Linked DNA regions of Mus musculus: all the other regions are linked to region 2. The links are chromatin loops, found by intact Hi-C in ENCODE. Cell type or tissue: gastrocnemius. All regions are shown on one strand. Region 1 holds the start of Pigk (phosphatidylinositol glycan anchor biosynthesis, class K). Region 2 overlaps Ak5 (adenylate kinase 5). Region 3 overlaps Pigk (phosphatidylinositol glycan anchor biosynthesis, class K).

Region 1 (8,000 bases), 230 kb after region 2:
AGTTTTGTCAGTGTTGGGGTTTAAACCCATTTTTGTGCCTGCTAGTATTGTGTCCAAATAGTGTGGTAGTTTGATTACACATGAGCCCCATAGGCTCATAGTATTGGAATGCTTAGTTACCAGGACGTGGCATTATTTAAAAACTTGAAAGGATTATATGGATTAGGAAATACTTTGTTGGAGAAAGTATGTCACTGCGGTGGGCTTTGAGGCTTCAAAAGTCCATGGCCACTCTACCTCTCTCTCTCTCTCTCTCTCTCTCTCTCTCTCTCTCTCTCTCTCTGAAGATCAGGATGTAGCTCTCAGCTACTGCTCCAGCACCATGTGCTGCCATGCTCCCTGTCATTATGATAATGAACTAAACCTCTGAAAGCATAAGCCAGCCCCAATTAGGTGCTTTCTTTCCCAAGAGTTACATTGATCATGATGTCTTTTCATAGAAATAGAACAATGACTGAGACAACCAGTGACCTTAACTAAAAGGAAGGACTGGTGAGCTGTTTCTGTGGTTGAATTGCTTGGCAGCCTGTGTTCAGGTTCTGTGTTCAGTTCTGTGTACACGGTGGGAATTGAGAGCCAACTCCCGAGAGTTGTCCTCTGACCTCCACTTGTAGGCCATGGCACCCATCCACATAAATAAATGCAATAAATAATAAAAGACATTTAAAAATAAAATCATTGAAACACTGTAGACACTATTAAGAGAGAAAACCAGAAAATTGTGCATAGAGTAATGTCTCTAACATTAGAAATGAACTTTGTTAGTGTGTTCTTTTCTGTTTGCACACAGGGAATGTAGGCCTTCTATTCTCATTCACCCAGGCTATTCATTAGTCATCCCTTCTGGGCAAAGAATGTTTGAGAACCAGGAACACAGGGAGAGATAGATAGACTCGCTGCCCTCATGGAACTTCTGTGTTTAGCAGAGAAGGCAGCTGTTACTCAGACAATTGCACAAGTTATTAATTAATTATGCAATGGCAGAATGAGTAAAGGATGCAATGAGGTGACATGACCACGAGCTAGGGCAGGCTAACCCAGCTCAGAGCTGGAGGACGGACACAACTGCAGGGCAAGGGCAGGAAGTAGAACCTCTACAGAGCGAATATGTCATTTTCATCAGAAAATGGCATTTTGAACTTTTAAAAGAGAAATAGCTGACATCTCGCTCTCTCCCTTTGTTCCTGAAACCCACAGCTGCACAACGCCAGACGTTTCTACTCGCCTCTTGATTCGGGAAGATCCAGTTTGATGATGAGACATTTTCTCTTGAATTGTAGTACAGCAACTGAAGGAGATGGAGAGAGTTAAGATAATAAATTCAGACAGAAAAGCTGTAAAGTAAAATGATGGTTAAATAGCCTCCTTGCCTGGGGCGTACATTAGGGAACAAATTTGTGACCTTTGATAATCCATCCACCAAAAAGCTTATGAAATAGTCTTGCCAGTGACCTTCAGGAGAGTGACCTTCAGGAGAATAAGAGCATCTACACAGGCCGAGGTTCTGTTTTTATAGGTTCAAAATTAAGGACCACAAGAAGAACAAAGGACGAGAACTGTTTTGAAATCTGCACAAATGGATCAGTAATGGAATTTTCCTCAAATTTCATGTACAAAGCAGCTGTTGCCGGAAGGATGCTACAGAGTAAGGGCTCTAAGTGCCTTCCCTTGCACTCCCCTGGTATCATTCTCAGGAGATCAGTCTTTGATCTCTTTGAAACACATTCATCACTGAGTTATCCAACACATGCTTGCATGCGGCATTTTTGTGGGCATTGAGAATTCAAGGTGAAGAAGATGTTTGATGCCCTTGGCGTCGAGGCCTTCAGTCTTACTATCATAGGCATTATAACAGAAATACCTGTAGGATGTGACAGGTGTGAGAGTGTGCAACCTCACTGGGACTGCACCTTCGGTGAGGATAGAAGAGAAACCACCTCCATATTAAATGTGCAGCAATGGTTTGTTTTTTTAAATTTACATTTGTTAATATTATTATTGTTGACGATGATGGTGGTGGTGGTGATAGAACTGGCATGAGTGTGTGTGTGTGTGTGTGTGTGTGTATGTGTGTTCTGGTGCACACCTGACATGATGTGCACGCGCAAGTTTGATGACAGCTTTCATGACTCAGTTCTCTCCTTTCACTGTGAGTTCTATGGAGTGGCATCATCAGGTTTGCTTGACAAACACTTTTACCCACCAAGTCACCTCTTTAGTCACATTTATGATTCTTACAGTTACTGGCTATCATCTCTAGGAAAACAAAAACAAAACAAAAACAGAAGATAGCTAGGCCTATTAACACCCATTAACCATGCCATGAAAAAAAAATCACCAAGTAGCCAGGGTGCGATGGCCCGGTGGTCTGAAGCAAATGTCCTGGCTTATAGCTCTGCGGTTAAAAGTCTGAATTCGATAGGGTGGCTGCCCTACTTCTGGAGGCTTTGGGAGAATCCACGTCCTTCTTCCAGGACTCTCTCCCAACCCTTGGCTCTTGGCCTTCACTCTGGCCACTGCTTCTGTCTTTGCATCTCTTCCGTAGCCCATTGCCTCATCTTTAAGGATGCCCTATGATCTGAATTCTCTCAATAATTCAGTAGAATTCCCCTTTCTCAAAATGCTAAGTTTAATCACATCTTAAAATCTTTCATGTGAAGCAACATGTTCTCGGGTTTACAGGATCCGTCCATATCTGCATGGAGCCATTGTCCTGCTTGCTATGACGTCCTTACGGTAAATTTCTACAAAGAATACTCATTCCTCTGTCTCTTCTCCCCAGGATCCTCCTATGGCTGGATAGTCACTTTGCACTGCTGTTATAAAAACACTATTACCAAGGCGACTTATAGAAAGAAGATGGCTTAAGTTTCCCGGGGAAAGTCTGTAACATCAGAAAGGCATGGCTGTAGTCATCTAGAACCACACACAAACTCAGAGAGAAACTACATGTCGGGCAAGGTCATAAGCTGTCAAAGCTCTCCCCACCAAGGGACGTGCTTCCTCCAGCAATGCTGAACCTCCCCAGACACCACCACCAACTGGAGATCAAGTGTTCAAATATCTGAGCTTTGCGGGGACATTTCTCATTTGAAACCCCCTCCCCAGAAGAGTCATTCAGGATGCCTTACAGTTTACAGGACATGCTGTAATCAAAGTAACTATTAAATGTTCCCAAGATTTCTGAGACTTGCAAAGGACATTTAATAAATAAAAAAATGTACAGTGAAATAAAAAAACAATTAAGAAAAACACATTGCATTTGTAGGGATCTCTCAGTTCAAGAAGAACTGAATCTCCCGTCAGTCAGCTTCGTGTGAAGATAACTAGAGGCTTCTGGGTTGACATGAGAGGATTTTAACAACCTTCCGATTGCTAAAGAGTTTGACATGACTTTATGTCCAGGTCATGATGGCATTTTAATAGCAGCACAAGGTTTTCAAACAGGAGACACTGAAGGGCAGTTGCTCTCCTTTGGCACTAGAGGCCAGTCTGCAGCTAATTAGCAGGTCATAGGTGGAAGTGGACTGTGGCAGAACAACAAAACATTGTTGTTATCAGTTCACTGAACAGATGGAAGAAAGGCATTTCAAGTCAAGCCAAATGGAGCTGAAGGTGACACAGTATCAAAATTAGACTGAAACTGGTGCAGATGCACTGGAACCCAGGTCTGCTTTAATTATCCTTTTCTGTTCGCATCTTATTCTATTCATACAATTTCCCTTTAGTAAATTTAACCCTGCTCAAAGAAATATGTTAGCTGTTAGATATGACATGATTTAGCCAAATACTTTGGACTTTGGTTGTCATAGCAAATAAATTTTCCTGTGGCAATTAAACTATAGGGTGCAAAGCACATTGGAGGAATCTCAGAGATTGTGATTGGCCCAGATTAAACTCATCTTTTCCACACACATTATTTTCTAACATTTATGTGGTAGTCACAAAAGTATTTTTAATAGATGTATGTGCATTTGTCTTCCAAGTTGCTTCAGGTAAACATTTACCCCAGACTTTACCCACTCTACTTCATGTGGTCTCTGTGCTTGAAAGAATGGTAGTATGATGTATTCATTGGGATAGAGTAGATATCCAAAAGGTCTTTTGAATAGCTGGTCTTCTCTTGATCCAAGCTTAGTCCCCGGAACCTACATAAAAAAGCCAAGTGTGGTGGCATGCTTGCAGTCTCAATGTGTGGGTTACAGGCTGCTGGGGCTCACCAGTCAGCCTCCCTAAATCATTGAGCTTCAAGCCAATGAGAGACCCTGTCTCACAAAACAAGGAGGCTCCTGAGGAATGACACCGAGGTTGTCCTCTGGTCTCCATACACAAATGCATACATGTGCACATGTACTTCTTGCACACACACACATACAATTGCATACATACAAATGAATGTACTCAGGTGTGCTTTTCTAGAAGTGATCTGTCTCTTCTTCCAAGATATAAGTCATCACTATGTTCTTTTGGTTGCTACTTACTTCAAAGCCCCTCTTGCTTTTTGTCATTTTTCCTAAACTCTTTTTTTTTCTTTTTTTTTTTTTTATCAGATATTTTCTTTATTTACATTTCAAATGTTATCCCGAAAGTTCCCTATACCCTCCCCTGCCCTGCTCCCCTACCCACCTACTCCCACTTCTTGGCCCTGGCATTCCCCTGTACTGGGGCATATAAAGTTTGTAATACCAAGGGGCCTCTCTTCCCAATGATGGCTGACTAGTCCATCTTCTGTTACATATGCAGCTAGAGACAGAGCTGGGGGCGGGGGGTACTGGTTAGTTCATATTGTTGTTTCACCTATAGGGTTGCAGACCCCTTCAGCTCCTTGGGTGCTCTCTCTAGCTTCTCCATTGGGGCACCTGTGTTCCATCCTATAGATGACTGTGAGCATCCACTTCTGTATTTGCCAGGCACTGGCATAGCCTCATATGAGACAGCTATATCAGGGTCCCTTCAGCAAAATCTTTCTGGCATATGCAATAGTGTCTGGGTTTGGTGGCTGATTATGGGATGGATCCCCGGGTGGGGTAGTCTCTGGATGGTCCATCCTTTTGTCTTAGCTCCAAACTTTGTCTCTGTAACTCCCTTCATGGGTATTTTGTTCCCTGTTCTAAGGAGGAATGAAGTATCCATACGTTTTTCCTAAACTCTTAACACTGCTCTAAGCCACGGTTGACTGTCGTAGCAGTTTTCCAAATGCTCTCTATTCAGCACATTCTCCTGAATGGGACTGGTATGATCACCCCACTCTGAAGCTTTTCAGGCCCGTAGGATACACATCAAAACTCATCCCTGAACCCTCAAAGCCCCAAGGACAGGGGACATCTACTTACCAAGATAGCCTCCTTCATAACAGCCTGTATTGTGTTCTCTGAACTGCAAGTCCAATGTAACCCTCACCATTCCTCTGTTAATCTAAACTTCTTTCTGCTCTGGAGTGTGCACACAGGTTGCTGTGTTTGTCCTGACAGCTTTTCTGTTTGTCCTCAGCTTCACTGTGACTTTCTCTTCTCCTTGGAGGCTGTTCGCCACTGGCCCTCGTGGAAAAAGGGAGCAGAAGTGGGGGACCAGGGTTCAGAAAGCTAAGAATACCAATGCATTGACTTCTGGGATCAACTTCAGTGAGACAGTTCAACTTTATACGGGGCTGTATAGATCTTGGGGAGTGTGTGGGGACTTACAAGGTGGGTAAATGTTATTGGTGGGGGGGTAAGCCTGGGAATGCTTCATTTACATGAATTTCAAGAAGAACCTGCTGAGCAGGTTTCTCCTCAGAGATTTTGGAGGGTTACTGTGGATCCATCTCATATACAGTCACCAAACCCAGACACTACTGTGGATGCCAAGAAGTGCTTGTTGACAGGAGCCTGATATAACTGTCTCCTGAGAGGCACTGCCAGAGCCTGACAAATACAGAGGTGGGTGTTTGCAGCCAACCATTGGACTCATCATGGGGACCCCAATGGAGGAGTTAGAGAAAGGACTGAAGGAGCTGAAGGGGTTTGCAACCTGTAGGAAGAACAACAATATCAACCAACCAGACCCCCCAAAGCTCCCAGGGACTAAACCACCAATCAAAGAGTGCACATGGAGCGACCCATGGCTCCAGCTGCATATGCAGCAGAGGATAATTTTGTTGGGCATCAGTGGGAGACGAGGCCCTTGGTCCTGTGAAGGCTAGATGACTCAGTGTAGGGAAATGCTGTCAGTGTAGGTCAGTCTGTTGTAGTAGAAGCAGTGGGAGGGGTGATGGGATAGAGGGTTTCCAGAGGGGAAACATGGAAAGAGGATAACATTAAAAATGTAAATAAAATATCCAATTAAAAAAAAAGGGCTTTTGTGGGGAGTGAAGAGATAGCTCAGTGGTTAAGAGTACTGGCTGCTCTTGCAAAGGTCCTGGGTTTAGTTTTCAGAACCCACGTGGTGATTTAACAACCATCTCTGGTTCCAGAGGATCTGATGTCCACTTCTGACCTCTGCAGGCAATGCACACACATTGTGCTTAGGCATATATGTAGGAAAAATATCCATACACGTTACATAAAATCCAAAAACTAAAGTTGTTTTGTGTGTGTGTGTGTGTGAAACAAAAAGGACACAAAACACTTTCAAGCAAAACTGGCCATGGTAGCACGTGCTTTTAATGTCAGCACGTGGGAGACAGTGGTAGGCAGGTCTCTCTGTGAGTTCAAGGTAGCTTTAGGTCAGGCAGGGCTTCATAATGAGACCTTGTCTCAAAAAAAATTAAAAGAAATATTCAAAGAATAATTAAAATGGATGAGTAATAGTGTTACAACAAAAATTTTTTTCAAAATTAGAAAACAGAATGACCAGAAATACTGTATATTTTTTCCCTTCTGTATGGTGTCTGTGTGTACGTGTGTGTACGTGTGTGTACGTGTGTGTGTGTGTGTGTGTGTGTGTTTACAGGCCCACTTATGGAAGCCAGAAGCAGGTGTTGGGTGCCACCTCTTTCTGACTTGATCTCTTGAAGCAACATCCTTCACTGAACCCATTTTTTTTCCCCTGTAGGTTGGCAGTCATTAAACCCCAGTGATCATATTTCCATTTTGTCGTCCTTTAAGATTTAGAAATCTTGGACCACATAGCCAACTAACTGATAGCACCACACCAAAGGGAAACATCAAATATTGTGGATCCCCAAATTATCTTTTTAAAATTTCCTCCTTAAATATTGTGTCTATTTTACAAAACAAACCTAGAAACATAGCTGAGTAAGTAATTCTCCAATTAGGTTGCCCCGGCCACTCCAGAACCTGAATGGAGGAAGGTGTATGCGGTGGCAAACAAAACAAAACAACAAAATGAAGCAACAAAACAAAACAAAAACTAAAACAACTCAAGGCCACTACCATGGGAAGAACAAACCAAACCACACCCCCCCGTGCACGGCAGCGGCAGCGCTGCTTTACGGCACTCGCCCCGCCCCTTTGCTCTTCGGGGCGTGAGAAGCCGGCAAACATGGCGGCCCCCTGCTTCCTCACTCTGCGGGTGGCTACCCTGGCCGCCTTGGCGCTCTTGTCTCTCGGCAGCTCTGCCGCTGGACACATCGAGGTAGGCATCGGTGTCTGTTGAGGACCGACCCCAGGGAGGACCGTGTGACTGTGAGCGCCTCAGGTGCAGGACGCACGGCCCCTGAGGGCAGCCGCCTGCAGCGTCTTCCCTCCCCGGGCTGTGTTGTGGGATTCAGGACCGTCCGTCCTGAGGACAGGGACCGGACACAGCCTTTTAGAACGCCCTGTTAAGAGTGCGAAGCCAGCGGTGACGAGGGAGGAGGACCCGGTCCTCTGCTCCTGTGACAGGCAGGGCACGCGTGGGGACTGTCATGGCTTTGGTGTTTTGCTCCTCCGCCCTGACCTCCTCCTCCCTGAGGCTGCAGGACGTCTGGTTTCTTTACGATGCTGTTACCAGCGATTTCCCCAGCGACGCGACTTGGATTTCTAGCATTATTTTTTAGACCTGCTTGCCCGGGCGTCAGC
Region 2 (8,000 bases):
CTAACATCTCTGCACCTCAGATTCCATGATGACCCTGAGGAGGTCACCGGGTGGGGTAAGAGGGCAGTGTAGGCGATCTGCTTGGCACGCAGTAGAGACTCCCACCTCAGTATGCAGGCCTCATGGGCTCTGCTTCTGGTCCCAAGTCATGCATATAGAAGGAGATTAAGAAATGTCCCAACAAATGGATGATGGTGAGCACCTGTGAGTTCAAGCTCTCCAGCTCCCGGTGAATGTACTGAAACATCCCTTTGCCCCTGGTATCACTGGGGAGTACTAACTGCATGTCCCCATCCCTGGTCAACAGAAAGCAACCCCATACCCCCACCCCACCTCCCACCCCACCAGCCTGCCATCTTCAGGGCATGGGCAGAAGAAGCTTGTCAGTCAGCCCTCTGAGGAAAGAGCCCGAGGGGTTGAGCAGGATGCTGGGCCCGTGCCACACAGAGCTATGCTTCTCTAGAAAGTGCTGATTACACACTGACCCATGCTCCCCGAGGGATGCGCAGGGCATAAGGAACAGAGTGGGGGACCTTCCCTAAAGTCTGGCCTCTGGAATGTAACTCACCCTTGAACAGGAAAGCTAGGTGGGGGTGGAGGAGAAAGCAATTCTCCTTCACCAGCAGAGGGCGAGCTTGAGAGACACTGGTGGTTCTATTAGCTCTCTCAAAACGTGTCTGCCTGGTCGGCATGAGCCATTTCCAGGCCACACATGGGGACAAAAAAAGAGAAAGCTCAAGGGTTCCTTTACTCATAGACAGAGGTTATTTGTATCTAAGCTGGAGCCATCCCTGAAAGACCAGTTGGACCAACATAAGAGCAGGCAGAGGTTGCGTCAACACCCAAAGCTTGAGAGTGATTGCCAGCACTCAATTTGGGGCTTGCTAGGAACGGGGTCTGACACTGAGCCAATGTCTGCATCTTTCATCATGTGTGAGCATACTTCACAGCCTGACTGTCTGAGAGGCCTCCCTGACACGTCGGTTCCTCGAGCGCAGACCACAAGGCTTGACCTTGCTCTCCTGCATCCGTGAACACAGCTGGCACACAGCAATTAATCGGGGAGTGACCTGAATCACTTAATATGGTTTTTCTTAAAAAGTGAATTTTTTTGAGAAATTTATACTGTGTTTTGATCATATAGTAACATTTAATCCCTAAATTTAAGAAGATTTCATTTTTGTTTTTGTGTATGCCACATGTGCTCTGGATGCTCTCAGAGGCCAGAAGGGGGTGTCAGATATCCTGGAGCTGTAGTTACAAGGGGTTGTGCGCTGTCTGGTGTAAGTGCTAGTAACTGAACTGTGGCCTCTGGAAGGAGAGTGAGCCCTCTTAACCCTTGAGCCATCTCTCCAGCCTCCTAAACCTCCCCCTGCCCCAAGTCAAGGTTTCTCTGTGTAGCCCTGGCTGTTCTGGAACTAATGCTGTAGATCAGGCTGGCCTCAGTCTCAGAGATCCTCCTGCCCATGCCTCCTGAGTGCTGGGATTAGAGGTGTGGGCCACCATACCTGGACTCCCCTCCCCCCCTCCAGCCCGGTAATATTTGAGGAAATAGCTTTTTCATGGCACTTATGTCAAGAGTCTTCCTCTGTGGGCACGGTCTTTGTTCAATTTAAATTTGAGGCAAGCAACCACTTTGGAAGCTTCATGTGTGGTTCCTGCTTGCCTGCTCAGTTGGCATTGGGATCCCCTGAAGTTACACTGCTAGCAGTTTATAAAAGACTGACTTTGCAAACATACAGACATCTCACTTGAAGGCCACTGGGTCAGTAGTGACATGGGGAGCTGAAACTATCCAGCCACCAGTTAGACACTTCCAGCTAGTGAGGACCGATGGGGCCTCAGACCACATCTGAACCCTGACTCAGGGAATTCTGATAGTAACCACTGAGCCACACTGCCCAGGTTCTGGGCAGAGGAGAAAGGCATGATGGGTCAGGAATGTTGGAGAGTTGTGTGGAAGGTGAGGGAAGCGCCTTGTGCATGCTCCTCTGCAGCAGACTGTAAGCTCACCAGCATGGAAAGACAGACAGACAGGGGCACCAAACCTTTTGACACTGTGACGTAATGTCTGTAGCAGTCCTGGGATGTGTGTGGCCAGTGGGCTGTTGGTTGGATCCCCAGGAGTGCCTCCCATGGCTTAACATGGTTTGTAACTCCATGGGCATCCATGCTGGGATCTGCCATCAGATCTAGCTTTAAAAGCTACAAAACGGGGACTTTTGGGATAGCATTGGAAATGTAATTGAAGAAAATACATAATAAAAAAAATAAAAAATAAATAAAAAAAAATAAAAGCTACAAAATGAAGTTTGAATTATGGAGAACTTCATAATGAAGAACTCGGATTATGGTTTTATTATTGCTTTTCCTTAGCGAGGGGCTGGAATAAGAGACACCTGTATTTACAATCCATTGTGTTCTTGACTGCATGGGAGACTCAGAAAACTCTACATCTCTCAGTGAACATTCTAAAAAAGACCTCTATACCCCGAACATCTAAGCTGGGGCGTGGCCTGCACTGCTGTTCCTCTGTCCTCAGCAAAGGTGGCTGTGACATCCTCTGCAGGGGTATGCATCACTCAGAAGCCAGTTACAGTCATCTGCTTGCATGTCTGCTTGTTTCTGCTATTGTTTGCACTTATACACAGATCTGTCACAAGGCTTCCCCCCTCCCCCCCATCTACCTTCTTGCACGTCCATCTTTGCTGACTGGATCATGAAGCGTTTTTTTTTTTTTTTTTGACTAATTAAGAAATATATATATTTTTAATTTTATGTAGCATGTGTATGTGTGTGCCTGTTTGCTTATATGATGAGCACCATGTACGTGTGCCTGGTGCCCACAGAGTCCAGAGGGGGAGTTGGGTACCTGGTATCTAGAGTTCCTGGAAGTTGTGAGGCACCCTGTGGGTTCTGGGAACCAAATTCAGGTCCTCTTTGAAAGCAGCTATTGTTCTTAACCACTGAGCCATCTCTCTAGACCCCTTGGCTCTAGTTAAAGTGGGGGCTAGGCAACGGAGGAACTCCTGAGGGGAGCTTGATGAAGCAAACTCAAGGGTAGATGAAACCCAAGGTTTTATCGCCTTCATCCCTGTGGCCTTGCTAGAAGGTGATGGAACTGGGTGACCCCAAAAGCTGTGTGGTTGGGGCGAGGGTACAGCAAACTTCTGCAAGCGCCTATATTAGGTATCCTGCACAGAGAGGTGCAACCGTGCACTTGCTTGGCCCTCCAAACCCCAGGAATGGCATTCCTCTTACTCTATTCACTGAAAAGGTCACTCCACTTTTTAAAAACATCAACTCAAAGAATTCAGATGAAAATACTGCAGAATAAAACAGTAGCCACGCACACCTGACTTTCTTGGAGGTTTGGTGTCAGTCTTAGTGTAACAAATATGGTCACTTGCCTAGACTTGGAGAGTTGCAGGCAAGGTATACAGTATGTACCATAGGGCCTGGCCCAAGCAGGTCACCGTCTGGCAGCTGCAGTAGTGGGTAGTTACTGGTTCTTGTGACAGCTGGTAGCCCTGAGCCACTAAGGAGGGCACAAAGTCGGGGATGGCACAGTGTTATGGAGGGTGGCAAGCATTCTGGATCCTGTCCTCGCAGCATCTCTCCCCTCTTCTGTGCCTATGTAACTCTATTCCCTGCCCAGGGGCCACTGCCCTTCTCTCTCAGGCTGTGTGGCTCTGGTGGTGTGCCGCCTGCCCCCTACTGGCTCCTGTAGGCTGGGTCTATTAGCAGAGTCCTTGTTAAAGTGAAGGAAGCAGCAGTGGGTCTTTTGTGGGGCACTCTGCCACCCCAAGGCAGACTTAGTTTTCTGCGAGGTCATTGAAATGAGAGGAGAGAAGCCTGGAGCAGGAAGAGAAATGAGCAACACAGAGAGGAACAGGCAGAGGTGGAGAGAACCAAAGAGGCACCGGCGGCTCCGCTCCCCACACCCGGCCGAGCCCGACTGCTGCTGCTTCCTCGCTAGACCGGTCATTCCTGCCCTAGTTTTGTATTTCGTCTTCGGAAAAAAAAAGAGTTTACGTTTCCGCTTTTGGTAACGCCAAGATCTGGACAGTGTTACTGGGTAAGAGGCGGCTTTGCGTGTACCCCCTAAGCTGAGTGCTGTCCTTGTGCCCCGATTGGGCACTGCTAACATCAGCTCACCCTTCGTCCAAACTCTTCCCCTTGCTTCACTTCCCGGGGGTAGCCGTCAATCAGGAAGCCCTTGGTGTTGCCCAGGCTGGCCACCATGGCCTCCTTCAGCAGCTCCAGAACGACACCCTACAGCAGAGAGAGTGGTCAGTATGGGGCCTAGCGGCACCCCCAAATCACAATAAATGTGACTCCTCAGACATTCTTCTGGGAGGGGAGGATGTGGCAAGATTAATAGCAGATCTCTTGGACTAACCTGCCTCCCCCCGCCCCCCCATGTCTGCAGTGAGTCTTTCAGTCTTTCAGGTCTTTCAGTCAGTACTGGGTTCCACCGGGAGGGTTTTCCTTTCTGGTCTGTCCTTTCTGCTGTTATCTCACTAGAAAGACTTCAGCATCTTACACCCCATGAGACATGTTCCACGTGTCTTGTTCCACACAGTAGCAGCTGATGGACCAGGCATCGTGGCAGGTTAGGAGCAAATGAAACGCTGCTGGCGGCGTTCTCCCAGTAAACATTATGCAAAACTTGACATGTGCTAACTTGAGAAAACTTTTAGACCAGAGAACTATTTTCTACCAACACGATTTTGCCTTTAAAAAGATTGATTAAACAAGTGTGCAAGGTAAGGAAAGAACAGTGCAGTGTGGGGAGGGGCCTTGGGAGGAGTGTGAGGAAAAGAGACCTCCTTCCCTAGGGGAGGGGCCTGTGGGCGGGGTGGGAGGAGACCTCCTTCTCTAGGGGAGGGGCCTGTGGGCGGGGTGGGAGGAGACCTCCTTCTCTAGGGGAGGGGCCTGTGGGCGGGGTGGGAGGAGACCTCCTTCTCTAGGGGAGGGGCCTGTGGGCGGGGTGGGAGGAGACCTCCTTCCCTAGGGGTGGGGCCTGTGGGCGGGGTGGGAGGAGACCTCCTTCTCTAGTGTTTGGCAGGAGCCTGGGGAACGCAGAAGTCGCAGGCATGGCCAGAACCCTTCCTTAAAGAATTGTGAATTAACTCTCCATCTAATTCACAGTCTAATGAGGAAGGCAGACAATGATAAACGAATATACTCTAGCTAAGGATAGCAGGCACGGCAGAGCAGGACAAAGGGCCAGAGTAGGGGGGGGGTTGCTGTTTTCTAGAGGGGAGGGGGCTCCGTTAAGTTGTGACTAGGCAGAGCTCTGTAGGAGGCAGAAAGGTCAACTAGAAATGGGCGATGGAGAGGACTCAGGCTAAAGAGCCAGCAAATGGATGGACCTGGAGGGCATCATCCTGAGTGAGGTAACCCAATCACAAAAGAACTCACACAGTATGTACTCACTGATAAGTGGATATTAGCCCAGAAACTTAGAATACCCAAGATATAAGATACAATTTGCTAAACACATGAAACTCAAGAAGAACGAAGACCAAAGTGTGGACACTTTGCCCCTTCTTAGAATTGGGAACAAAACACCCATGGAAGGAGTCACAGAGACACAGTTTGGAGCTGAGACAAAAGGATGGACCATGTAGAGACTGCCATATCCAGGGATCCACCCCATAATCAGCATCCAAACGCTGACACCATTGCATACACTAGCAAGATTTTATCGAAAGGACCCAGATATAGCTGTCTCTTGTGAGGCTATGCTGGGGCCTAGCAAACACAGAAGTAGATGCTCACAGTCAGCTATTGGATGGATCACAGGGCCCCCAATGGAGGAGCTAGAGAAAATACCCAAGGAGTTAAAGGGATCTGCAACCCTATAGGTGGAACAACAATATGAACTAACCAGTACCCCAGAGCTCATGTCTCTAGCTGCATATGTATCAGTAGATGGCCTAGTTGGCCATCAGTGGAAAGAGAGGCCCCTTGGTCTTGCAAACTTTATATGCCTCAGTATAGGGGAACGCCAGGGCCAAGAAGTGGGAGTGGGTGGGTGGGGGAGTGGGTGGGGGATCGGGTGGGGGACTTTTGGGATAGCATTGGAAATGTAAATGAAATAAATACCTAATAAAAAAACCCCATAAAACAAAAAATAAATGGGAAAAAAAAGCCATCATGGAGAGCCCAAGGCGGCAATAGCCTGACCCGAGGAAGAAGCCATAGGAGGCAGCAAGGTGAGTGCCGGATGGGCACTACTTGATAAAAATCTTTATTTTGGGGGATGGAGACAAGGCTCAGTGGCTACGAGCACTTGCTATGAGAACAGAAGAACCTGAATTCAAATTCCCAGTATCCACATTACAAAGCCGGGCACAGCAGCAAGTGTCTGCGGCCACACCCAGCACTGGGAAGCAGAGACAGGTGGGTGGGTCCCAAGAGCATCCTAACCACCCAGCTTGGGCAAAAAAAAAAAAAAAAGGGGGGGGGGGAAGCTGCAGTTCAGTGAGAGAACCTATCTCAAAAACTCAGGTGGAAGCAATAGAGGAAGGCACCTAACATCCTCCTTTGGTCCTGAAACACGCACGCACGCACGCACGCACGCACGCTCCAGCAATAATGCACCCATAATCAGCAGAGAGATGTGAATACTTGCTGCTACTTAGCTTGCTCTCTCCATCTTATACGCCGCCCATGACTGTGCTGGTTGCTTTTTGCCAACTTGACCTAAACCTAGAAGCACCTGAGAAGAGGACCTGCCTCTTCAGCTTTGGCTTCTGTTTCAGTTCTTGCCTTGAGCTCCTGCCGTGGCTTCCTCAGTAATGGACTGCAATCTAGAACCCACCTGTAAACTGCTGTTGACTCTGGTGTTTGTCATAGCAACGGAAGAGTGACTAGAACAAGAATCCCTACTCAGAGGAGGGTCCCGTCCACAGTCAAGTTGGGTCCTCTCACACCAATAAACCCAGTCAAGATAATCTCCCACAGGGGACTGTCTCCTAAGTGAGTCTGGAGCCTGTCAGGTGGACAGTCAGCACAAAGCATCACACATGCCCACTCCAACGAGGCGTCTGTTTCCTGGAGGCTTCGGATTTTAGCTTTCCATACTCTAAAGCTTTGAAGATCTTTCTCTAAAGTGAGGCTCCTTTTGGAAACACATGAACCGGGCTGACACCTAAAGGGCTGGCCAAGGAACAGCTTGGAAGTTAGATGGTTGTTGACATAGGCCACCCTGCCTCAGGACTGTAACCCAGGAGAGAAATCAAACCTCTCTCTGGATCCTGGGGGTTTCTTTGTCTCCATGATCCAGCCTGCCACCGTAGCCAGTGGCTTGGCTGCCAGGGGAGACAGGATGGGTGTCTGCTTACCGAGGGCACCAGATCTCCACGCTCCATGATGTCACGGATCAGTTTGCTTCTTTCTGACTCTGAGGTCAGTTCCTGGCGCAGGAGCTCACCAGTAGAGAGATGGGTGAAGCCATATTTTTCTGCCAGCTTCTCACACTGGGTGCCTTTGCCAGAGCCAGGGCCACCTTGGGAAGGAGACACATCAGACATGCATCTCAGGTCCACTGTCTCCTTTTGGGGGATGCAACAATTATTATTATTTTTTTCTGGTGTATATTCATTGTATAAAATAATGGGTTTCATGATAATGTTTCATATGTGTTGATCATGTGCGCTGTAGAGACTCACTCACTGACCCCCCTCACCCCTGCACCACTCACTGTCCCCTCTTACCCCTGCAATACTGAGTGAGGCTCCCAAGCCTATGCTGTGATAATCTACCTGAGGCCACACTGCTCTCCAGCTCCCAGGTGGCCAGAGCTGTCCCATCCCCACACCCCACCCCCCAAACCGTGTAGCCAAGTGCGATGCAGCCAAGTGCGGAAGCTGAGAGCAGTGGGGTTTCAGCTGTTCATCCCATTTCCCTCCCCCACCTTTTCTCTTTTAAAAACCGATAAAAATAAAATAAAATAAAATGAAAGTAGCCTTGTAAAGTGTCAAAGAAAC
Region 3 (8,000 bases), 270 kb after region 2:
TTTCTCCCTTATGAAACCATGCTTCCCCCGAGACCTTCTGCTGTGGGTCACAGAACTGGAGAGGGATGCTAAGGGTGTTCTCCTAAGCACAGCAGCCCTGTGGCCGTTCATCTCACATAGGAATGTGACACACATTTACCCTGAGCCTAAATAAAATGCACCACTGGGGTTACAGAGCTTTATTTTACAAGTTGATTCTCAGTGTTTGGAATGCATGGCATGCCACCTCAAAAGTGTAAAATATGTATTGCTCCTTGATGTCTAATGAATTTAAAAATACTTTTCCCATTGAAATTGCATGAGAAGTAAGTAATTGATTACAGTATATATTATATACATATAATCTATCTATCATCTAATCTATTTATCCAGCCATCCAGCCATCCACTCACATACCTAATCAATATCTTGGTTTCTTGCTTACATTTGAAAATTCAGTGATGATTATTTTACTGTCTTTCAATAAGAATAATCTATAAGTGCCAGGCATGGTGGCATACACCCTTAATCCCAAGACTAATGAGATGGAGGCAGGTGAATCTCTGTGAATTTGAGATCAGCTTGGTCTACGGAGGGCCATGTAGAGAGATCCTGTTTAAAGAACAACCCTTCCCTCCAAAAAGAAACGAAAAGACTGATCAGTAATTATTTATAGGTAAAGCGATTTGATATGCTTCTAAGTCGTAATCATACTTGCCTTCTATTGGCTAGAGAAGCAGAGTAAAGTTTGCCCAAGGGATTGTAGTCACAGGACTGTGTTGGGCTCTATAGGAGCAAAGTTAGAAGAGCTGGTCGTCACAGGTGCACTGTGCCATTGGTGACAGTTGTTCCCTGTTTTACAAAGTCTGCACCTCAGGTCCTCTTTAGGCAGGGACCGTGTGAACTTTAAGTAAACACTCCTGCTTTTCACAGTGAGTGAGAATATTCTGTCCTTGGAATTCACTAGTGTCCAATGTCACAGGAAAAGTAACACAGACTTTACTGTGACATCTGTGACTTTGGTTCATTTTCACCATGGTTAAAGTGGTTAAACTGAGTCAGTTGGCATATAGTGAGGCACATAGTTTCATTGAAACAGCAAGAGGTGTGCTGTGGGTCACATTGACCTTCCTGGAGTCCCACGGGGCTTTTTTACATATTGGACTACTGTGGCGCAGTTTACCTGACTGTCAAGTTAGAGTCAAACCTTAGACGAGTCTGGCCAGGTTCCTCATATCATACTTCTCATGTCTGTGGCTTCCTTAGAATGTCAGGTACCACAGTAGAACCGAAATGCTAGTCTTTAGAGCCAGTACCTTATCTTTAGGTTAGCAGACTTTAAAATTCCTCTAGTCTAGTGCATTGTTTTACTGGATTTAAGAGCTGCGTGTATGTGTGCTTGTCACTATTATACTGTTGTTGTTGTTGCTATTTTCAGTTTCAAGTGTGTCCCAAAAGTCTCTGTGTGTCGACCCCTGGACATCGCACTGACCTTTTCCAGCGAGATCCAAAAAATGTCCTGATCACCGATTTCTTCGGAAGTGTGCGCAAGGTGGAAATCACAACAGAGAAGATCAGTTTGCAGTGGGATTCACAAGTCGTGGACAGCAGGTATCATCGTAGTTATTATTTGGATAGAATTTTTAGAGCAGGTTCTAAGGGCTGAGGATGGTGTTGGTAAGTAGTTGTGTTTCTCCACCGTCTTCACACGCCACAGGCTTTTCAGTTCATGGACAGAAGCTGTAAATGTGGCTGGGACTGCGGTCACGATTGGATTTTGATGTACTAAGGAGTCTTGAGCTCTCCACAACAGTCTGCCATTCAACCCTGTTTTGCTGTTGGGACTTGGTAATTGGTTAGAGCTGGCAGGAGAGGCGAGGTCACTGTGTAGGGCAGTGGTATGCTTGTGCATTTGTGAGAGAGACTGAGGGAAATTGGCGGAAGATGGGGGTTTGAAACATTTATAATGCTTTTTTTTTTTTTTTGTAATTACTTTTGAAAGGAAAAAAAAAGCCTCATTGAGATTAAATAGTGGTTCAGTTACCAGGTACTTCTGTGGGAGCTATAGCAGTGCATTTCTAGCATGTATCTCTAGCACTGCCTGAAACCTGGGCTGCTCAAACTCCAGAACACCTTTCTGGATCACCCGTGGCAGCGTGCATGATGGGATGGATATATAGTTGCAGTACTGAATTAAGAGAAGTAAATTAAAATGCCAGGAAGGATTTCCCTGTGAAGGCTTCGGTGGCAGGATCACATTTCTTGTTTTACAATTCAAAGCCTTATTTTATTTGTTCTTTCCTTTTCCTTTCCTTTCTTTTCTCTTCTTTTCCAATTTCCTATGGCTGTCGGCCTATAAAACTATGAAGGCAGCAGATAAGAGCAATAGAAATTTGAATTTCATTTCATTTTTAAAACAATAGCTTCATATCTTAAGCTGTTGCCCGTGTGTGGGATATGTTCTCTAGCTGGGCTGCCTTGTCTGGCCTCAGTGGGAGATGATGCGCCTCGCCTCACAGAGACTTGATGTGACCCAGGGAGGCCCCACCCACTCAGAGGAGAAGGGAAGGAGGTGGGGAGGATTGTGGGAGGGGGTGACTAAGAGGGGTTCAATGAGCAGGATGTAAAGTGAATATATAAAACAGTAAAAAGCCATCCAGAGACTGCCCCACCCGGGTATCCATCCCATAATGAGCCACCAAATGCAGACACTATTGCATATGCCAGCAAGATTTTGCTGAAAGGACCCTGATATAGCTGTCTCTTGTGAGGCTATGCCAGTGCCTGGCAAATACAGAAGTGGATGCTCACAGTCATCTATTGGATGGAACACGAGACCCCCAATGAAGGAGTTAGAGAAAGTACCCAAGGAGCTGAAGGGGTCTGCAACCCTATAGGTGGCACAACAATATGAACAAACCAGTACCCCAGAGCTCTTGACTCTAGCTGCATATGTATCAAAAGATGACCTAGTCGGCCATCACTGGGAAGAGAGGCCCCTAGGTCTTATAAACTATGTGCCTCAGTACAGGGGAATGCCAGGGCCAGGAAGTGGGAGTGGGTGGGTAGGGGAGCAGGGCAGGGGGAGGGTAACAGGGAACTTTCGGGATAGCATTTGAAATGTAAATAAAGAAAATATCTAAAAAAAAAGCAGTAAAAAATAGAAAAGGAAAAGGAGGCCGACCCAGCAGCTTCAACATTACCCTTGTAAAAGTTGCCAGCCTGTGCTGTAGGACGTTAGTAACCTGGACTAGGATTCAGGACGTTTAGCCTTAATCTCCTATCAGACTCGCTTTATAAGTTCCCTTGACTTTAAGCCTTAAAGGCCGTTTGCTCCCCTTTAGCCACCTGAACATGGATTTACTGTTTATTAGAGACAAGGGCGTTGTTAGATTTTAGCTCTTATCTCAGAGGAGACTGAGCTGTGTGTATCATGAGGAGGCTGAGGAGGCTGTAGTGACCTTGGAGTAAGTGCTGCTATACACTCTGGAAGAATGGGGCTCTGATGCTTCAGTTTTCTTTATGTATTTGTTTGAAAGCAAAATTCTTAGTGCTGACAATTGTCTCAGTTTATATTTGAGAATAAAATTAAGTTTTACAGCTGCATACTAAGGTCTGTTGTCTTAGAGCGCCCTCTAGTGCTTGCAAATAAATTTTATTTAGGATCTTGTCATTTACCTGGTGATATTATTATAATTTTGTGCACTGGTGTTCCACTAACTGTTTAAAGGTTCATGTAGGAAGACTGCACCCAAGAGTTAGATATTCTGTGCAATATGCTGAGATCGCTCTCAGAAGCATTGCTGTCTCCTTCATTCAGTTATCATGAGAATTTCATTTCTGTCTTGCTCTAGGCACTTTTACAGGCATTATCTCATGTGTGCAGCTGCTGTTCACATGCAGATATGAATCACAGTTTATGTAGAGGAAAGTTTATCTACCAAGAAGCAGAAATCACAAAAACACATTTTGTGACGGTAGTTGTGGATTCAGTGTTATTGTTTCAGATCTTAGACCAGCAGTATTAATACAGTGTTACTAAAAATACTAGTTACATCTTTTAAAATACATTCTCACACAATGGACACAATGCAGTATATTGGTTTGGATTGGCTGTTTTATATTTTTGTGCAGTGACTTAGCACTTAGTATCTTAGTCACATAGAATGAAATCATTAGTATGTAACTCTAACTGAAGCAGCTCTAGGAAGCAGAGTTCTCATGTGTGTCCTGGGACTTAGGCATGCTGAGGTGACCTCATGGAGCCACAGGGAACAGAAGAGGACAGACGGCTCCTTGACTCGGTTAATTCCTCCCGACAATTAATTATGTTTTATACCTCTTGTGCTATTATTTTATTAGTGAAATTCATGTATGTTGACCCTAGCTATAGTTTTTCATTAAAAAGATACATTAAAGTTGAGCAGTGGTGGCACGTTCCATCAATCCCAACATTCAGGAGGCAGAGACAGGCAGATTTCTGAGTTTAAGGCCACATTGGTGTACAGAGTGGGTTCCAGGACAGCCAGAGCTCTACACAGAAGCCCTGTCTTGAAAAAACAAAAACAAACAAAACAAAACAACAAAAGATACATTGTATGAAACCTTCAAAGAATAAAAATATTTTTAAATAAAGGATAATTTCTTTAATAGAATGCCTTTTAATGTGCATTTCAGTACTCTGACAAATATATACAACTGAGCAACCATTTCAATCTGTCATGCTAAGGACTTTGTGTGCTCAGATGCCCTGACTGTTTCCTGGGTCCAGGGTTTGCCTTCTGTAGACCAGCATGTACGTGGAGCATGGGCTGTAGCGCTCTGTGAATGTGACCTCTGTCTCTTGTGTAGTACGTGTGCATTGGTGTTGATGTCTCAGCAGCACCTTATGCCTCAGAAGTAGACTTTGGCTGCTTAGCCTACAAATTGTCCCTTCACTAACGGAGGCCATTTCCCCCCATCGCAGATTTTGGGAATCATTTAAAATAAAATGCAATGAGTATTTGCACACAAACGTTAACATTTCTTTTATGTGAGTAAATATCTGAGTGTGGAAGTGCAGGCTCAGAGCCTTGTGAGCTGTTTCCCCGAGTGGCCGTCCCTTTGTAGTACCAGATGCTCGCTCCTCATCCCCACTTGCTCACTCAGAGTGTCCCTAGGCATTCTGGGAGTAAGAGCTCATGGCAGCTTTCGTGTGCAGTTCAGTAACTAAAGATGCTGCCTGTAGTCTTACTCACTGGCCATTCATACTCGTAAAGGAGCTTTTGAAGGCTTTTGCTCATTTTCAAAACATTGATTTGTTTTCTCATTAAATGATGGCAGGTCACTGTATGTTCTGGATACAAGTTCTTCAGATACGTGAATCCCAAATTATTTTCTTCAGCCTTTGGTTCCCCTTCCATTTTAGAGGCTCACTGCTGGTTGGTCAACTTGCTCCGTGTTTAGTGTCCTCTGGAAGTCATTCTTTGCTTCACCTGAAGTCTCAGAGGCTTCTAGATGTTTATGGTTTCAGGTTTTATGGTTGAATGGCTGCTCTACTTTCAGTTAATTTTGGAGTATGCTGCTGGGCCGTGGTTGAGTATGGTGTGAGGTTGGGAGTTCATTTTGCCCAAGTCAGCTTGTTAGTTTTCTAAAGAAAGCCCACTGGGATTTTGATTGAGATTGGCTTGACTCTGTTAGTTTGGGGACTATGGCTAGTGACATTGGTTTGTATAATCTGTGAACATAACCCGGCAGTTATTTGATTAGTTACCTTTGGCGTGTTGGTTTACAGTATTTTTCTAATCCCTTTCTGGGGGATCATATTGACTTTGCCAATGCAGTGCTGAACAGAGCCCCATCAGAAACTCCAGCAGATGTCTCTTTTGACTGGGTACTGACAGCTTGATTTCACTGCTGATGGAAGGACGGCAGTGCATGTAAGTCACCACAAGCATTCCAGCGAGTGTGTGTTTACTAGGAATTAGATCAGGAGCTAGGGCATGTATTTCATGGAGACATCTGAGCACTGGCTAAAATTCATCATGAATATTGTGAAATCTACGGTTCCACTATTCCCCTGAGTACTGCTTGTTGTAAGTGGGGAATCCTGGGAAGCCTGAGGCACAGGGTGAGTGATGTGTTGCAGTCCCCAGCTTTTGCATACTGTTGTAATTCAGAGTGGTTAATGTATTTGCATCACCATATGCTGCAGGCAGACCCAGTTGGGGTCCCTCAACTTGGGGGAGAATCGGGGTTCTGGTACTCAGGTGGGCAAGGAGTCAGCAAGTGACAAACAGGCAAGAACATAAGAGAGTGCTGAATCTGAGTGTAATTTCTCAAAGTGAGCATCAGACTTATATAGTTATTATAGAAGAAAACATAGAAGTTAGGCAATACACCAGACAAGATACATTGAGGTCCTCTGATGTATAATGACTCTTTACACAAAACAGAGGAAATACATACATAAAAACTGGCAGGAACCAGGCAGTGTTTACAAGGGAGATAATCAGCCCTATCTAAAGTTAGCTACTTTTAGGAGCCAGGTTCGAGGGCTTCACACCCTAGCCAGTTCTAGTCTATTGTATAACTCACCACCAGGGGTCCCTTAGTAAGCACCTAATTATGTTATTCCTCTGGGCCTAGTAAAAGCATGTACCAGGGGGGTTCTGTTTTTACTACCCTTTTTATAAATAATACAATACTCTAGTTCCTCCTTAAACCACAGCCCACCTTCTTTCTAGACCATTGTAAATTCTTACATATGGGAGTGACTTAGCTATAATTCTAACTATCTGTAGGGAACCTCCATTTATCAGAGGAGCCCACCAACTTTCTTCTATTATGTAATGTAGTCTGCCATACCTGACTGTAATGAGAATTCTAAGTTTACTTGCCCTGAGATTTCTTTCACTATCTCTCTTTCAACACTAGAGACATTTCATCTAAATAAGCAACATTCTTATTAAATTCCAAGCCCAGGATTGGCTTAACGATTAACTAAGATGTTGGGACACCAGTGGAGGCAAAAAAAAAAAAAAAACAAAAAACAAAAAACAAAAAAATAACAAAAACAAAAAAACCCCCAAAACAATGTTCAATCTAACATGGCTATTTGTTACATTATTTCTTGGGGACACCTATATAATAAAACAATACCAAAAAAAAAAAAACCCAAAAAACAAACAAACAAAAAAACCCCCAAAAACCCACGCAAAACCCTCCACCAACTATCACAAGGACAAATCTGGGCCACATCTGTGTTCCTAGATGTCAAGAACTCCAGGAGACCAGTTTCCATGAAACTTTTTGCCTCAGGACTATGGCCAAGCTTTTGGACTTGTCATGCAGACTCCACTGGAGTGGGTGTGACAACCATAGTCCTGTTACCCTCGGCATCTTACTTGACCATCTGGTTATTATCTTATGACAGTTTGCTACAGTTTGCCATGCTATTCATCTCAGATTCTATTAAAATAGAACTTGAGAAATTAGGTGATTATTCGGTTTATAAAGGCGCACAACTAATAAGGAAGCTATCCATCTTATAATTTGTCAACATAAAATTCTTACTATAGTTTCAGAATGCACTGATTATCTTGTAAGTGCTTTAGTAGTTTTTTTTTGCCACCTCCGGAGAGCCCAAACACATGAGGGATTGCTTTGGGACCTCCGAGACAGCCATGTGTGAGCAGTGCAGCCTATGACTTATTTACTCAGCATGCTTAAGTGAAGTGGCCAGTACCACTCACGCAGAGAGACAGACTCCACTTAATGTTTGTTAACATTGCAAAATATATCACAGCAAACTTGTTTTTCTTAAAACAATAAATGTCAAAATTTAGAATTTGAAATCATATTCAATCAAAAGATGGTGTGACTGCTTACATATGGCTGGCCATCTGTCGTGGCTGCTCAGAGGTTGAACGTCTGATTTCATCACAGATGGCTGAGGTTCCTCTCGGACCTTAGCTCTGTTCCCTCACACACCGAGTGTCTGTTAATTATGGCACTGCTTCCTTCCAGTCAGTTAAGCCTGG

The links. Peaks named below come from ENCODE experiments on the same cell type or tissue, not always from the same donor. Only the 100,000 strongest peaks of a DNase experiment are listed, where the experiment ranks them.
Region 1: a loop joins it to region 2, with 2.0 times the contacts of the local background. A loop is called at or near these places in 11 of 42 quality-filtered maps.
Region 3: it touches region 2 in a loop (3-fold over the local background); 32 of 42 quality-filtered maps call a loop at or near these places.

What each region holds. Positions count from the first base shown.
Region 1 is chr3:152,706,653-152,714,652 of GRCm38, forward strand. It overlaps Pigk (phosphatidylinositol glycan anchor biosynthesis, class K), which reads left to right and starts at 7,448. Exons shown (of 11, transcript NM_025662.5): 1 at 7,448-7,575. The coding sequence starts at 7,483. Gm32085 (a long non-coding RNA gene) reads left to right here. Exons shown (of 6, transcript XR_867773.2): 5 at 1,198-1,645; 6 at 2,783-3,256. In gastrocnemius, a CTCF peak has its summit at 3,487; DNase peaks (open chromatin) are centred at 7,444 and 7,813; H3K4me3 peaks cover 993 bases; H3K27ac peaks cover 1,004 bases.
Region 2 is chr3:152,474,183-152,482,182 of GRCm38, forward strand. It overlaps Ak5 (adenylate kinase 5), which reads right to left. Exons shown (of 14, transcript NM_001081277.2): 11 at 7,356-7,519; 12 at 4,159-4,275. Among named protein-coding and RNA genes, the nearest start is that of 3110067G11Rik, 11 kb to the right of the region's middle. In gastrocnemius, CTCF peaks have their summits at 609 (motif pointing right) and 3,725 (motif pointing left); DNase peaks (open chromatin) are centred at 619, 890, 3,709, 4,147 and 1 more place; H3K4me3 peaks cover 1,800 bases; H3K27ac peaks cover 1,724 bases.
Region 3 is chr3:152,746,184-152,754,183 of GRCm38, forward strand. It overlaps Pigk (phosphatidylinositol glycan anchor biosynthesis, class K), which reads left to right. Exons shown (of 11, transcript NM_025662.5): 9 at 1,418-1,590. It overlaps Gm40181 (a long non-coding RNA gene), which reads right to left. Exons shown (of 2, transcript XR_867777.2): 2 at 6,267-8,000. Among named protein-coding and RNA genes, the nearest start is that of Gm40181, 5.9 kb to the right of the region's middle. In gastrocnemius, a CTCF peak has its summit at 3,610 (motif pointing left); DNase peaks (open chromatin) are centred at 7,283 and 7,987; H3K27ac peaks cover 259 bases.